Regions from separate parts of the Homo sapiens genome. Here region 2 is linked to region 1. Evidence: chromatin contacts called from ENCODE Hi-C data. All regions are on one chromosome and are shown on one strand. The core of a region is the stretch at or near the end of the contact, and the rest is flanking DNA. Distances in the headings are between cores, read along the strand shown.

Region 1 (6,732 bases), core at 1,675-4,174:
CCCAAGTCAGGCTCCGGAAAGGGCATGGGGGACTTCCTGGGGCCTTATGGATTCATCGGGGCAAATGTGAATGGAACGAAGGTAGACTAGGAGGCTCGTCATGGATCTGGGGACTGGTTCATCCTAGGTTAGTGGGCGCTATCCCCATGCCTGTGAGCAGACCAGCTTCAGGCTCAGGTGCAGGTGTGGGATGACCATGGCCACAGGGCAGAGCATCACTTCTCTGAGACTTGGGAAGAAACAGGATGGGGGAATTGGGGATGTGCAAGGGAGGGCAGTGGCCACCAAGATCGGTGCTTAGGAGGCCCTGTAGATGAGAATTGAGAATTGCTTTGGGAGGCTGAGAGATGCTCTTCACTGCATCACATGTGAACCCTGTGGCTGGAAATGGGACGTTCCCTTTTAAAGAGAATGTGGCCTCCTGGAGGAGCCCCCTTCTGTCAGTAGGAGAATGGTCTGTGGTTATATGTGCTGCCAGGGGACAAAGCTGGTCCTCCGAAAGATGGGGTCTTTCCCTGTTTGGTGTCATGAAGCCAATATACACAAAGCCGAAAGTGAGTGTCAAGCAGTGCGGGACTGATTCAATGGCCATGGAATTGGAGGAGCGGGAGCCTGGCTCACAAATCGACCTCTCAACAAGTGAGGGGTGAAGGGGTGAGAATATAGGATTTTCTCTCATGAAGGAGTTGGATGTTAAAAGCCAGGGGAGGAATATTCCCATATTTTCTGGAATTGGGTGGTGAACTGCCTTGGAGCTGAAGGGCTGCCTTCCTTTTTGTCCTTTGATGGCTTCTTCCAGTCATTGTCATGGTGATTGTCAACCTGTCATGGCACTGGTGGGAGCATCATTTAGCAAGGAGATGAGATTAGAATGAAGCCTGAGGGTGGGCTATCTTGGCTCTAACCACTCTCAGTTGGTCTGGTTACAAAGGGAACTTTTTATTGCAGGCATCCTGTTTCTCAAAGACAAGCAGAGTCAGGACCCAGTAGAAATTCAGCTATGCCATGCAGGCATTGCACTGGCCATCACTAGCTTTCATGGCTCCTCTGAGTGATGAGAAAAGGTGGCCCTCTGGGCAGATGCACCAATCAGAGCATGGGCTGGATTTCTACCTGTCTGTCTCCTTTGGTCCAGAGCCTTTGTGGGACAGCTGTAGGAGGAGGCCCTGGGTACTGCAGTAGGCCCAGCGGGAGGCATCTGGTCAAGGAAGAGAACAGAAGGAGAGTGGGACCCTGCACCCAGGATCCAGGAGGGTGGGGACCAACATGTACCTGCATCTGTATCTGTAACCGTGGTGCTAGTCTGGCACAGTGTGTTCAGGAAATGTGGCTGAGAATGTCTGAAAAATAAGTCACCTTCCTTTTGGCTTCTTGGGATGAGCCTTCAGCCTTCTTTGGAACTGAGGAATTCCAAAGAAGTTGGAACGATTTTGGAAGTGAGGAAGAGGGCGCTATTGGCCATGTATGATGAGAACTAAAAAGGGGAAATGCTTGACTTATTTTGTCAACTTCATCAGTGAATGCTTTAGAATCCTCAAAAAAAAAAAAAAAAAAAAAAAATCACAGCTGAGCTTTATTGAGTGGATAATTACCATGAGCCAGCCATTGTGCTAATCCTTCTGTGACAGTCAGTCTTACATGTCACCTTGCCCTGGCCAGGGTCTCCAGTTATTTAAACACTCATGTAGGTGTTGCTGTGAAGGTCTTTTATAGAAGCCATTAAAGTCCAAAGTCAGTGACTTTACATAAAAGGAATTATTCTAGACAATCTGAGTGGGCTTGATTCAATCAATGGAAAGGCCTTAAGAGTAGAACCGAGGCTTCCGTGAAGGAGAAGAAATTCTACTTGTGGACGGTGGCTTCAGCCTATGCCTGAGAGTTCTAGCCTGCCTTTCCTGATGGGCTGCCCTACAGATTCCAGACTTGCTTAGCCAGATCCACAATTGCATAAGCCGATCGCCTGAGATAAATCTCTTAATCTATATCTCCTACTGGTTCTATTCTTTGGTTGAACCTGGGCTGATACACCTTCATACAGATCAACTTACCTAATCCCCTTAAGAATATGGTGAGAGTTACGGTTCCTATCCCCATTTAAGCGGGCACACAGAGAAGGCAGGCTGGTCCCCAGGCAATGGTGCCAGGATTCAAACCTCAAGCCTTCTTACTCCAGGGCCCCAGTCCTCACCTGCCACGCCAGAGGATGTCAGAGGGAGTCGCATCAACAGCAGCCAGCCCTGGGTATCTGACCGGTGTGAACTTGTGATTGGGTGGTTAGGACCAGGGTTGAGAGGAGTGGTAGCAGCCACCCATGGCAAGTCACTGAGGGAGCTACGTCTAGGGGACACACGCATTTTAACTTCACCTCTCGGCAGCCAGCTGTCTTTTACCTTGAGCTCCCTGACACTGGTGTACACAGAATGTTCCCCGGCATCTTGCATTTGTTTATATTTTGTTTTAGACTCATCTGTGGGTGGCTTATTCTGTTTGAGTGTTTTCTCACGGGGTTGAGCTTACTGAAATTCACTGAAATGTTCAGGATCAGTCCTCTAACTGAACTCTTTCCTCTGATGTATTCATTCCAAGAGACATCTGAGCTGCCTTCTTCACAAAGCAGCACCCAGCTTGCGCCAAAGAAGAAAGGCAGGTGGTGCCTCAAAAGGAATTCGGGGGCATCAAATGGCTTGGCAGTGACACCTGGCTGTGCATACGCCACACTTGGGTGGAAATTACTCCTCAAAAGTGGTAACTGAGAGGAAAATCTTTGGGTCCAATGTTTGGGGTGCTCATTTCCCATGTTTTAAACTCGAGTAAACTCTGCGGTGGCATTTGATTTGTCTCCACGTGACAGCTCAGACTCAGACTACTGCTTGCCTTCCCCTCCCTCCCCTTCTGTCTCCAGCCCACAACCCTGTGGCCTCTCATTTCCTGCACCCGCAGGCTTGCTGTGGAGGACGGAACACAGGCAGCCTGGACTGGAGGGTGGAACGCGTCAACTTCCAGCAATGACTTCCAGAAAATGCCAGATGGAACAGGGGCAAAAATAAGAGTGTATGTTTGTGTGTAGGTGGGGGGAGGGGTGTGTGTTGTGTGTATGTGTGTCGTAGAGTGTATGTGTTGTGTGTGTGCTGTGGTGTGCATGGGCTATTGTGCATACTGTGGTATATGTGAGCTGCTGTGTATGTGCTGTTTGTGTGGACTGTGGTGTGTGTGCTGTGGCGTGTGTGTGTATGGACTGGTGTGTGTGAGCTATTGTGTGTATGCTGTGGTGTGTATGTGCTGTGTGTGGTGTGTGTGTGCGCTGTGGTATGTGTGTGCACTGGTGTGTGTATGCTGTGTGTGTGAACTATTGTGTGTGTGCTGTTGTGCATGTGCACTGTCGTGTATGTGCTGTTGTGTGTGTGCGCTGTGGTGTATGTGCTGTGTGTGTGTGTGCTGTAGTGTTTGTGTGCTGTGGTTTGTGTGTGTGCTGCGGCGTGTGTGTGAGCTATTGTGTGTGCTGTGGTGTGTGTGTGTGAGAGCTGCTGTGTGTGTGCTGTGGTGTGTTTGTAAGTTATGTGTGCTGTGCTGTGTGTGTGCACTGTGGTGTGTGTGTGAGCTGTTTGTGTGCAAGTTGTGTGTTCTGTGTGTGTGTGAGCTATGTGTGTGCTGTGGTGTGTGTGCGAGTTGCTGTGTGTACTGTTGTGTGTGTGTGCACACAGGCATGCGGTGTCAGGGGAGGTGTGGAGCAGCAGTAGGAGGGAGGCTGCTAATAGGAGCAGGGGGTATTGGTATTGGTATTGGTTGCAGCCTGAGAAGTGAAATGTAAAGCCAGAGGACAAAACTCAAAGTCTGACCTGGCGGGGCCTCCAAGGAGTGTGGCTGGGAGAGGAGGCTCAGTCCAGAGGAAGCAGATGAGGGGTTGAGACCAGTGCCCATGACTTAATGACTGAGTTTTAAGAACTAGGGTCTTATTTTCTCCGTCTCTGCCTCTGTCTTTCTTGTCTCTCCCCATCTCTCTCCACCTGTCTGCCCCTGTCTCTATCTCTCTGTCTCTCTCCATCTGTTTCTATCTCTATCTCTCTCCATTTGTTTCTATCTCTCTCCATCTGTGTCTGTCTCTCTCTCCATCTGTCTCTGTCCCTGTCTCTCCATCTGTCTCTGTCTCTGCATCTCTCTGTGTCTCCATTTGTCTCTGTCTCTCTCTCCATTTGTTTCTGTCTCTATCTCTGTGTCTCTCTCTCCTTCTGTCTCTGTCTCTATGTGTCTCTCTCTCCAGTCTCTTTGTCTCTGTCTCTCTCCATTTGTTTCTGTCTCTCTCTCTCCATCTCTGCATCTCTCCATCTCTCTCTCTCTCTCTCAACTTCTCCCTCTCCTCCAGTCTCCGTCTCTCTTTCTTGCTCTTGGCATGAGTGCATGTGTGTGCATGCTGGCTCTTTTTGTTTTGAAGCAGAAAAGCTACTGAGTGGCTCACAGAATCACCAGAAAGAGGAGCACTCAGGCCTTCAAAAGTACAGGAACAAAAGGCAGAATCATATCCCAGAACAGGCCAGTGAGGACACCGTTGCTGGCACCCTGCTGGGTCCTGGATGCCGCCTACTGGCACTGCTGCTGTGCAGCTGCTGGACCCTGGCTGCTGCTGACACCAGAATCAGGCAGCTTTTCAAAGACCTGGCATACCTCTGCTGGGAGGCTGAGGTGACATGAGTCCCCAGAGAACCCAGCTGGATAGGTGAGGCTGGCCCAACACAGCCCTGGGATTCTGGAATATTGTTGGAAATTAAAGAGACAATTATGGTCAACTCTTATACTGGTTGAATACAGAGTGTAGATCAGGAATTTCAAACTCTCATTTTATTTTGCAACACCAGCAACCCTCTTCCTAAGTTCTCATACAGATTTTAGGGGAATCTCTAATCTCTCGTAAAATGAATGGATTATTGGTCCAACTTCTCTTCCCAGTACCACAGGGGCAGTCTCCTGAGAAGGGAGTTGGCCAAATGGACTGGAGTAGGAGGGAGGAGAAAGAAAATTGAAGACTCAAGATAATGTGGAAGAGGGAGATGCTGGAATCTTCCAGCTGTAGATCCCTGTTTTTTGTTTGTTTGTTTACTCTGGGGCATGGGCAAAAAAAAAAAAAAAGAGAGAGACCTAGACCTGCTTTGTCCTCAAAGGTGTGTATGTGTGCATATGGTGGTTGTGTGCAGAGGAGGGGCTTACCTGCTCTATATTTCCTCTTCACATCCACCGAGGGAGAAGGGCCATTTCTCTTGATGACGCAGAGGGCTGAGGAATACTGAAGGGACGTTTGCACAGAACAAAGCAAAACCCTCAGAAGTTTTTTTCCTGTCTCTGATTGTAGAAAATTACCTGCCCTTTCATCTGCTTCTCAAGTTCACAACTTGTCACCGTCTGTTTTCATCTCTGAGCATTTCAATTCTCCTCCTTTCCGTTTGTCTCTTGTCTGTCTGGGCTGTTTTGTCTTTTGTCTTCGTCGGGCCTGCCAGTCCCTGCCTCTGTCCGTCCCTCTCTCAGCTTGGCCGGGCTCTCCCTTAGTCTGTCACTTTTCTCTCTCCTTCTCCTGGCTCATGCTGAGCAAAGTGGCTGTCAGGGCCATCCCTTGCAAAAGCTGGATCTTAGAGAAAAACGGGGTCTGAACTGATAAATGTTTGGCTCCCTGTCTGTGTTTTCCTCCATCTTGGTTTTGAACCGCCTTGCAGCTAGGACTTGGGACTGCCAGGGACATGCTAACTGGGCTCTGGAGCTCGGGGCCCCCAGCCTCAGCACCTCATGCCTGCATCCCTTCTCTTGACTTGGAGTGATCCTGTTGTTCTGTCTTACAAATTGGGATCTCTCCCTGCATGTGGGCTTTGGTGACAGCCACCAGATGGTAGGGACTGGTTTTTATAGTAACTCATTAACCTCTTGCCATCCTACAATTAAGAAAGCATTTAATTGCTTTTTCTCAAGCCATCCTATGAGTGATTCAGGCAGCTTGCATTCATCATGTGAACCAATTTGCAGCTAGAGCCTGAGAGAGTGGGAGCAGCGGGGAGTGGCAGGCTTGGGCACAGTGAGCACCCTGGGTGGCCCTGGATTGCCTTTTGGGACCTTCTGGGAGGGGAAAACAGGCTTCAGAATCTTCCCCACCCCAGTGATTTCCTTCTAGGTTGAGAGATTCCTTTAGATTGGCTCCGAATACACCTCAGAGATTGTCTAGGTTCTCTCTTCCTCTCATTTATCTGTTCAGGAGTCTAAGGCCAGAGAGGTCAAGGGACCTGCTCAAGGTCACACAACTAATTAGTGGCAGAATGTGGGCTGCAGTCTAAGTCTGTTCACTTCCTGTCTGCCATGCTCCAGCCACCCCCGGCTTTGCTAGCTCTGGGGGCTGTGCTTCTGAAGTGCTCTAGAACTGTGTTCAACTACTCACACATGACAGTACCCACTCTTCTCCTTCCCAAACCTCACACCCTCTGACTGGGCCTCAGGGCTTCTGCTCAGTGGACAGACGACTCCCTTCATTACTTGCAGGGGGACATGCAGATGCACCACCCAGATTCTCCACCAAGGAGGGACTTGTTGCCCCAGCAGCTGGCAGGGTGGCCAGTGGCCTGCCTTTAGCCGTTAGCCCCCTTGGAGGACCACCTTAGCTGCAGAGAGCTGCCTTGCCCAAGGGCATGCCATGTCCGATGTCTAATCAATGTGAAGGTATAAAAACCTGGTTATTTTGGTTCAGTGCAGGACAACTCTGAT
Region 2 (6,732 bases), core at 1,911-4,410, 300 kb before region 1:
TGTCTTCTGCTTGGACCTTGATAGCCTTGGGCAACTTGGCCATCAGGATTCCGTTCCGATCAGCCTCCACTTGAATTCTCTATAATCAGGTACCCAATGCTACATTAAGTCCATTACCAAATCTTTAACCCCAAAGACTTTCCAAAGGCCAGACTTGGCCTTGAGTCGATCTGGAGTTCAGGCCAGGTTCATAATTATACCTTATTTCAACTTTCCAACCCCAATCTCTACTTGGCCAATCATTTAATGACCCTGGGGGATTCAAATCTGGAGAATAAGGCAAGGACTGAATGAAATTGTGTTAATTTCTGTCCAATTTAGTTAAATTTTCTTAAGGTGTGATTGATTTCCTTAGGACCTTGGTATATGGTCCAGTGCTGCTTAGCCAATGGGTTAAGTATCTCCAGATTCCCAGATATTTTTCTACCCTTATCTATATCCCGTCACTGCATGAAGACCCTGAGGACTTAGAAGTTAAGGTCTTAATTTGATCTTGAAGATGATTTAAACTTCTGGAGTCTCATCTGTAAGGCCAGGACAGTTGCACAGAATGTTTGTTAAGATTTCCATGCAGAAACCTAACCTAATAAGACTCAGTGAACAGGGGTATGGAAATTACCAGTGGGCTGCAGCCTCACTATTTAAACATGTCTTAGTGGCCGGACGTGGTCGCTCACGCCTGTAATCCCGGCAATTGGGGAGTCTGAAGCGGGCGGATCACGAGATCAAGAGATGGAGACCATCCTGGCCAACATGGTGAAACCCCATCTCTACTAAAAATACAAAAATTAGCCAGGCATGGTGGCACACGCCTGTAGTCCCAGCAACTTAGGAGGCTGAGGCAGGAGAATCACCTGAACCCGGAGGCAGAGGTTGCAGTGAGCCAAGATCGCACCACTGCACTCCAGCCTGGGTGACAGAGCGAGACTCCATCTCAAAAATAAATAAATAAATAAATAAATAAATAAATAAATAAATAAATAAATACTTTACATGTACCAGAACTATGGGGATACAATGAGATTAGAGTAATGAGAAAGATATACATGTCTCTGCCTTCATGGAGTTTACTGTCTATTGGGAAATTCAGATGTTAAACAGAGTCAAAAATATGATGCATATTGCAAGAGTATAAACACAGGATGCTATGAACCTACTTATTAACCAAGTGTGGCTGCATAATATCGGATTATTCATTTTAAAAAATGTTTCACTCTATGCCTTGCAACCATTCAAGCAAATATCCAAGTCCATACCTCCTTGCCTCTAGGGTGACCAATTCATCTTGGCTTGCCCAGGATTTTCTTGGTTTTGACACTGAAAGTCCCATGGCCAGGGAAAACTCTCAGTCCTCAAAAAACCAGACAGGTAGGTTATACTTCTTGCCTCAGGGAAAGTCTGGGGCAGAGTTCTCTGGCTTTTGTTTTCAAAAGCCTAAATTCTTTAGGATAACGGACATGAATCCTTCAAAAATTCAATGTCATGAAGCAACAATAACAATATAAAATGGTGAAGGGACTATTCTCGATGTAAATAAATTAGAAGGACATAAACATCAAATGCAATGTGTGACTCTAAATTGGATCCTGGTTTTTGTTCTGAAGCATAATGAACATTCTTGGAATGAAACATTTTGGGGAAATGAATATGAACTCGCTATTAGATAATTTTACGGAACTATCAACAGTTTTGTTAGACGCAACCATGATATTGTGGTTTTGTAGGTGAATGTCTTTCTCTTTAGAAGACAGGCTGAAGTACTGAGAGGTGAAAAAAGATGGTGATAAATTTTTAACGATTTTTGAATTCAGTAGAGTGCATAAGAATGTTCATTTTATTATTATTTCAACCTTTCTGTATTTACGAAACTAATACAAAGTTTTGGGAAAGAAGCCAGTAACCACTAAGCAGAATAGAGATTTGGGTTAAGAGAAATGGCCAGGCATGGGGCCCACACCTGTAATCCCAGCACTGTGGGAGGCCGAGGCAGGAGGATTGCTGAAGGACCCAAGTTCAAGATGAAAGAAACTTGTCCCTGAATTGGAAAAGGCTTCTTCCAGAATGGAAGCAGGAGAAAAAAGGAAGAAAATGACTGTGCTGGTGGTGTTGACTCTAGGCATATGGGGTTATAGAGGGCCTAGCAAAGATCCTAGTGCCCCAAATTTGGCACTGAAGCAGCTAAGAGAGCCCTGACTTAATGATATGGACATCTCAGTTGCTAGATTCCCGGATACACAGATGACTGATGAACAGACACCTGGAATTTTGACCCTAGCCCAAGTTATGAGAAGAACCCAAACTGAAACTGAGATTCCATTTCCATCACCCCAAAGAGTTACATTTTCTCCACATCTGAGTTTATGGACAGCATTGAATGTCCCGTACACTAAACTGGCAAATCCAGAAAAGTTCCCCTGAGTGATATCTTAGCTAAAACCTGAAAGATTAGAAGTTTGCCAGGTAAAAAGGAGAGAATAAGCATGTCACGCATCTGAAACTGCACGTTTAAAGGACAGAAGAGTGGTGCCTTCAGATAAACTAAGAGAAATTCAGTATGGCCAGAGCAGAGGGAGTGAGGGCAAGATGGACATGAGATGAGGGTGGAAAGGCAGCCTGGAGCCAGAATGCTCTAGGCCTTCCAAATTAGGCAAAGGAAATCACCCACACCTCTCCCCTTGGGAACTCCAGGGCCCTGCTCTTCCCTCTCAATGCCTCATCCATCCTGGTGCCCATGCCTCAGGGCCTCTCGGTGTCTTTAGAATGTGCAGTCTGGGCTACAAATTAGAAGTCATCCTGATTAGGCACCAAGTTCTTGCTGTAAAAGTGATGACAAATGGAGAGAAACTGAGTCTGTCACCCATTCTGGGGGGAGCTCTTTCCACTTGAGCCCTTTTACCCACTAATGTTATTAATACACAAACCTAGCCCCTCAAACACTGCCCAAGTATCTGTGGACATTCCCCGGGGGTGTCTCATGTGTGTTCATAGACGAATCTAGCTAGTCACCACCTGGTGTCTGCATGTTGTCCCTCCTTTACTGCCCCAGCCTCCTCTGCTAGACTATACCCTATCCAATGGGCACTACAGGCACTTCCCTGGGCACAACTGTGTCCACCAGGCACCAAAGTCTCCTCCTGCAGCTGATGAGCAGCACAGAAGGTGCCAAAGCTGTGAGATGTTATTCTGAGCAGTGGCAAAAAATGCCTCCCCTCGTGATGTGCACCCTCAGATAGTGGGATCCCAAAGTCATATTCCTTGTGCTGAAATAGTTTATAGGGGTTATAGGAAAACAGGCTTTTCAGTTTTCATGTACAGTCCCCCTAGCTTTCCACAGGGCTCAGATACATGACCACAGAGGTTGGGTAGCAGGGCCTTGGCCCACAGGCAAACAAACACATATCAGACGCTACTCTGTCCCCCAAATCACTCATCTTTTCTGACAATGGAGGCTTTGTTAGTGAGTCAGGCTTGTGGTGCCTGGCTCCTATTTCTCTGGGATGACTATTCTTCTGGGAGGAGCTTCAGTCCCTCCTGTAGGGATTTTTGAATCTGCTAACTGGTTCTCTGAATATGCCAGATATCTGAACTCCAGCAGAGGTCATAGTTTGGGCTCCTCCTGGGACCCACAGCTTTTGTCTGTCTTCTATTAGACCAGAATACTTGAGAAAAGGATGGGGTCTTGTTTGCTCTCATATCCTTGAATGGTGGCATGGGCCTGGCATGTAGGAGATGTTCAATTTGTTGTTTTTATTGAAAGACCATCCCATACCTTCGGTCAGTGGCCACCAAACTTCAGCTTGATGGAAACCACTTGGGAGATTATTAAATACACAGATTTCTAGGCTGTATCTTCAGAGATATGACTCATTTGATCTGGAGTGAAGATGCAGGACTATACATTTAAATAAGTTCCTTAGTAATTCTGATGCCCGTGGTCCTTGAATTTCAGTTTGCCTCTACCTTAGGCAGGCCTGAACCAGGGCCACTATTGGCACAAAGGACCACTTTAGCTCATTTGTGAGAATTAGAAATAGTTACCCTTTTCCCCTCTAGTTGCACCAAGTCTGAGGCCAGGGTGACAGCTTGGTGAGCAGAGTTTAGGCAGTCATTTCATCCCTTTATCCCCTATGCCAAGCATCCTCGTGCTGTGTACAACCTGAACAATTGTTTGCAGCAGGCTGGTCTGATGCCTGCTCCTGCTAAGAAATAGTGCACATGAGAAATGCATCTTTGAGTCACCCAGTCCCTCAGTAAACTCTAGGAAGATGCTGGGGTTGAATTGTGCTGGTTACTTGCACCTGGAGATCAGATGAACCACTAGCCTGAGTCTCCAGACCTGTTGGGAGGAACCTGAAAAATATGGCTTGAAAGACCGAACACAGAGGTTCTTGAATTTTGCTGCATGTTGGAATCATTTTGGGAGCTTTGAAAGCTAGGTATAATGCCTGATGCTTAATGTCTAGGTCTTAACCCCAGAACTTAATTGGTAGGGCATCAGAATTTTTTTTTTTTTTTTTTTTTTTTGAGACGGAGTCTTGCTCTGTCGCCCAGGCTGGAGGGCAGTGGTACAATCTCAGCTCACTGCAACCTCTGCCTCCTGGGTTCAAGCGATTCTCCTGCCTTAGCCTCCTGAGTAGCTGGGACTACAGGCACGTGCCACCATGCCCAGCTAATTTTTTGTATTTTTAGTAGAGACGGGGTTTCACGTTGTTAGCCAGGATGGTCTCGATCTCCTGGCCTTGTGATACGCCCGCCTCGGCCTCCCAAAGTGCTGGGATTACAGGCGTGAGCCACCGCGCCCGGCCAGCCTCAGAATTTTTAAAAGCCCCCCAGGTGATTCTAAGATTCTAACATGCAACTTAAGTTGAGAATTTCTGACCTAATGAAGCCCTCACCCTGATCAGGGAGAAGCATTGACTGCTGTGTGTCTTCCTGGGGAATGGAGGACCAGGGTGGGCTCGCCCTTCAGGCCGGAGTAGGCAGCTGGCTCTCTTGCTATGTGTGGTCCAGCTTTGTGTAAATTCTTTAGGTTTTCCCTCAAGAAAAAAATGAGTACCTGTGCCTGTGTTTCTTAGAATTTCTACCAATCACTTTCATACCTGCTGTTACTGATCACTCGCCTAGATCTAGTCCTTCTTTCACCCTTCTAAAATAAAACCCATCTATTTTTTCTTTTTAAGACAGAGTCTCACTCTGTCACCCAGGCTGGAGTGCAGTGGTGTGATCTTGGCTCACTGCAGCCTCCACCTTCTGGGTTCAAGCAATTCTTCTGCCTCGGCCTCCCGAGTAGCTAGGACTACAGGCGCACACCACCATGCCCGGCTAAGGGTCTCCATCTATTTTTAACTTGTGACATTCCTCATCAGTTTGATAAACCAGTCCTCCACAAGACATAAATGGCAGGTAAAGCTTGAATATACTTTCCAAAGTATGTGTCAAAACAATTTGATAATATGCCACAAAGAAATTAATATTATGAGAGCAAGACGTTATCTTTAAATGGTGGGACCCAAACTGGGGATGTTGTTGCTTTGTGGGGAGCACCTCAAACTTAGGGGAGTGGGAGACAGTACTGAGGGCCTTTTAGAAAACCCTACTCTTTTTACCACCTGCAGCAATGACCCGACTTCCATTCATAATGCTGATAATGCTATTCTTCTGAAGGGAGAGAAGAAGAAGGAATAAAGAATCTGGTTCCCCCACTAGAACACGAGCTCCTATGCTAATAGGGGGAACTACATTCTATTCCTTTTGGACTCCTGCATCATTTGTACCACATAATTTGCCTGCTTTTGCCATGCAATAAATGTTTAAGTTGTTACATTCAAATTCAACACCAATTTATTGAGTAGCTACTATATCCTAGGCCCTGAACTAGGTACTTCCATGTGTTATATAATTCAATCTTCTATTAATATTAGGCATTAATATCTAATACTTTAGACATTAAGTAGGATATAGGTTAAGTCTGTGACAAAAATATATCAAAATACAGTCTATTAGACAAAGTGTGAGATTCTTTCTTTCTAAAATAATGATCCACATTACAGCCCAGCAAACAAATCCAGAGCGTGTTTGCTGGTTCAACTCTCCTCAACATGTGACTTCCATCCTTGGGTTCGACAAGGCCACTTTAGCCAATGGGTAGAGGAAAAAGCCAGAGACACACAACCCAGAAGGGCCAGAAAACCTTTCTGTTCACATCCTATTGGCCAGAATTTAGTTACATGATTATACCAATATGCAAGGCAGGCTGGGAAATGTAATCACTAATTAGGTGGCCATATAGCCATCTAAAACTGGGGATTGATATTGTTAGACAAGAAAGAATAAATATTAATGGACAATACTCATAAAAATCTCACACCTATGGATAACTATCTTAATTCATATTGAAGTTAGAAATAAACTATAGGGCAGAGTGCAATGCCATATACCTGTAATTCCAGCACTTTGGGAGGCCAAGAGTTAGAAACCAGCCTGGACAACATAGAAAGACCCTATCTCTACAAAAAACTTAAACTGGCCAGGTGTGGTGGCATGCCTGTAGTCCCAGCTACTTGGGAGGCTGAGGCAGGAAAATAGCTTGAGCCCAGGAGTTTAAGGATACAGTGAGTTATGATCACTCCACTGCACTCGAGCCTAGGCGACAGAGTGAGACCTCATCTCTCCTTTTTGTTTTTTGGTTTTGTTTGTTTGTTTGTTTGACAGTTGGTAGGGCTAGCTGAGGTT

What was found. Hi-C counts contacts between places; a loop is a spot of excess contacts on that map. Pooled maps may share reads with other maps.
Region 2: a loop to region 1 is called in a pooled map of heart right ventricle, with 2.2 times the contacts of the local background. The contact joins two enhancer-like sites. A Hi-C loop is called at or near these places in 1 of 168 maps with a recorded cell type or tissue (left cardiac atrium) and 10 of 50 pooled maps.

The regions. Positions count from the first base shown.
Region 1 is chr15:70,555,548-70,562,279 of GRCh38, reverse strand. No RefSeq gene overlaps it. Among named protein-coding and RNA genes, the nearest start is that of LINC02204, 28 kb to the left of the region's middle. Within about 2 kb of position 2,924, at least 3 of the 41 ENCODE cell types and tissues checked have a DNase peak (open chromatin) inside an H3K27ac peak, as active enhancers do.
Region 2 is chr15:70,860,370-70,867,101 of GRCh38, reverse strand. It overlaps a transcript of LRRC49 not described here. Among named protein-coding and RNA genes, the nearest start is that of LARP6, 9.6 kb to the right of the region's middle. Within about 2 kb of position 3,160, at least 5 of the 41 ENCODE cell types and tissues checked have a DNase peak (open chromatin) inside an H3K27ac peak, as active enhancers do.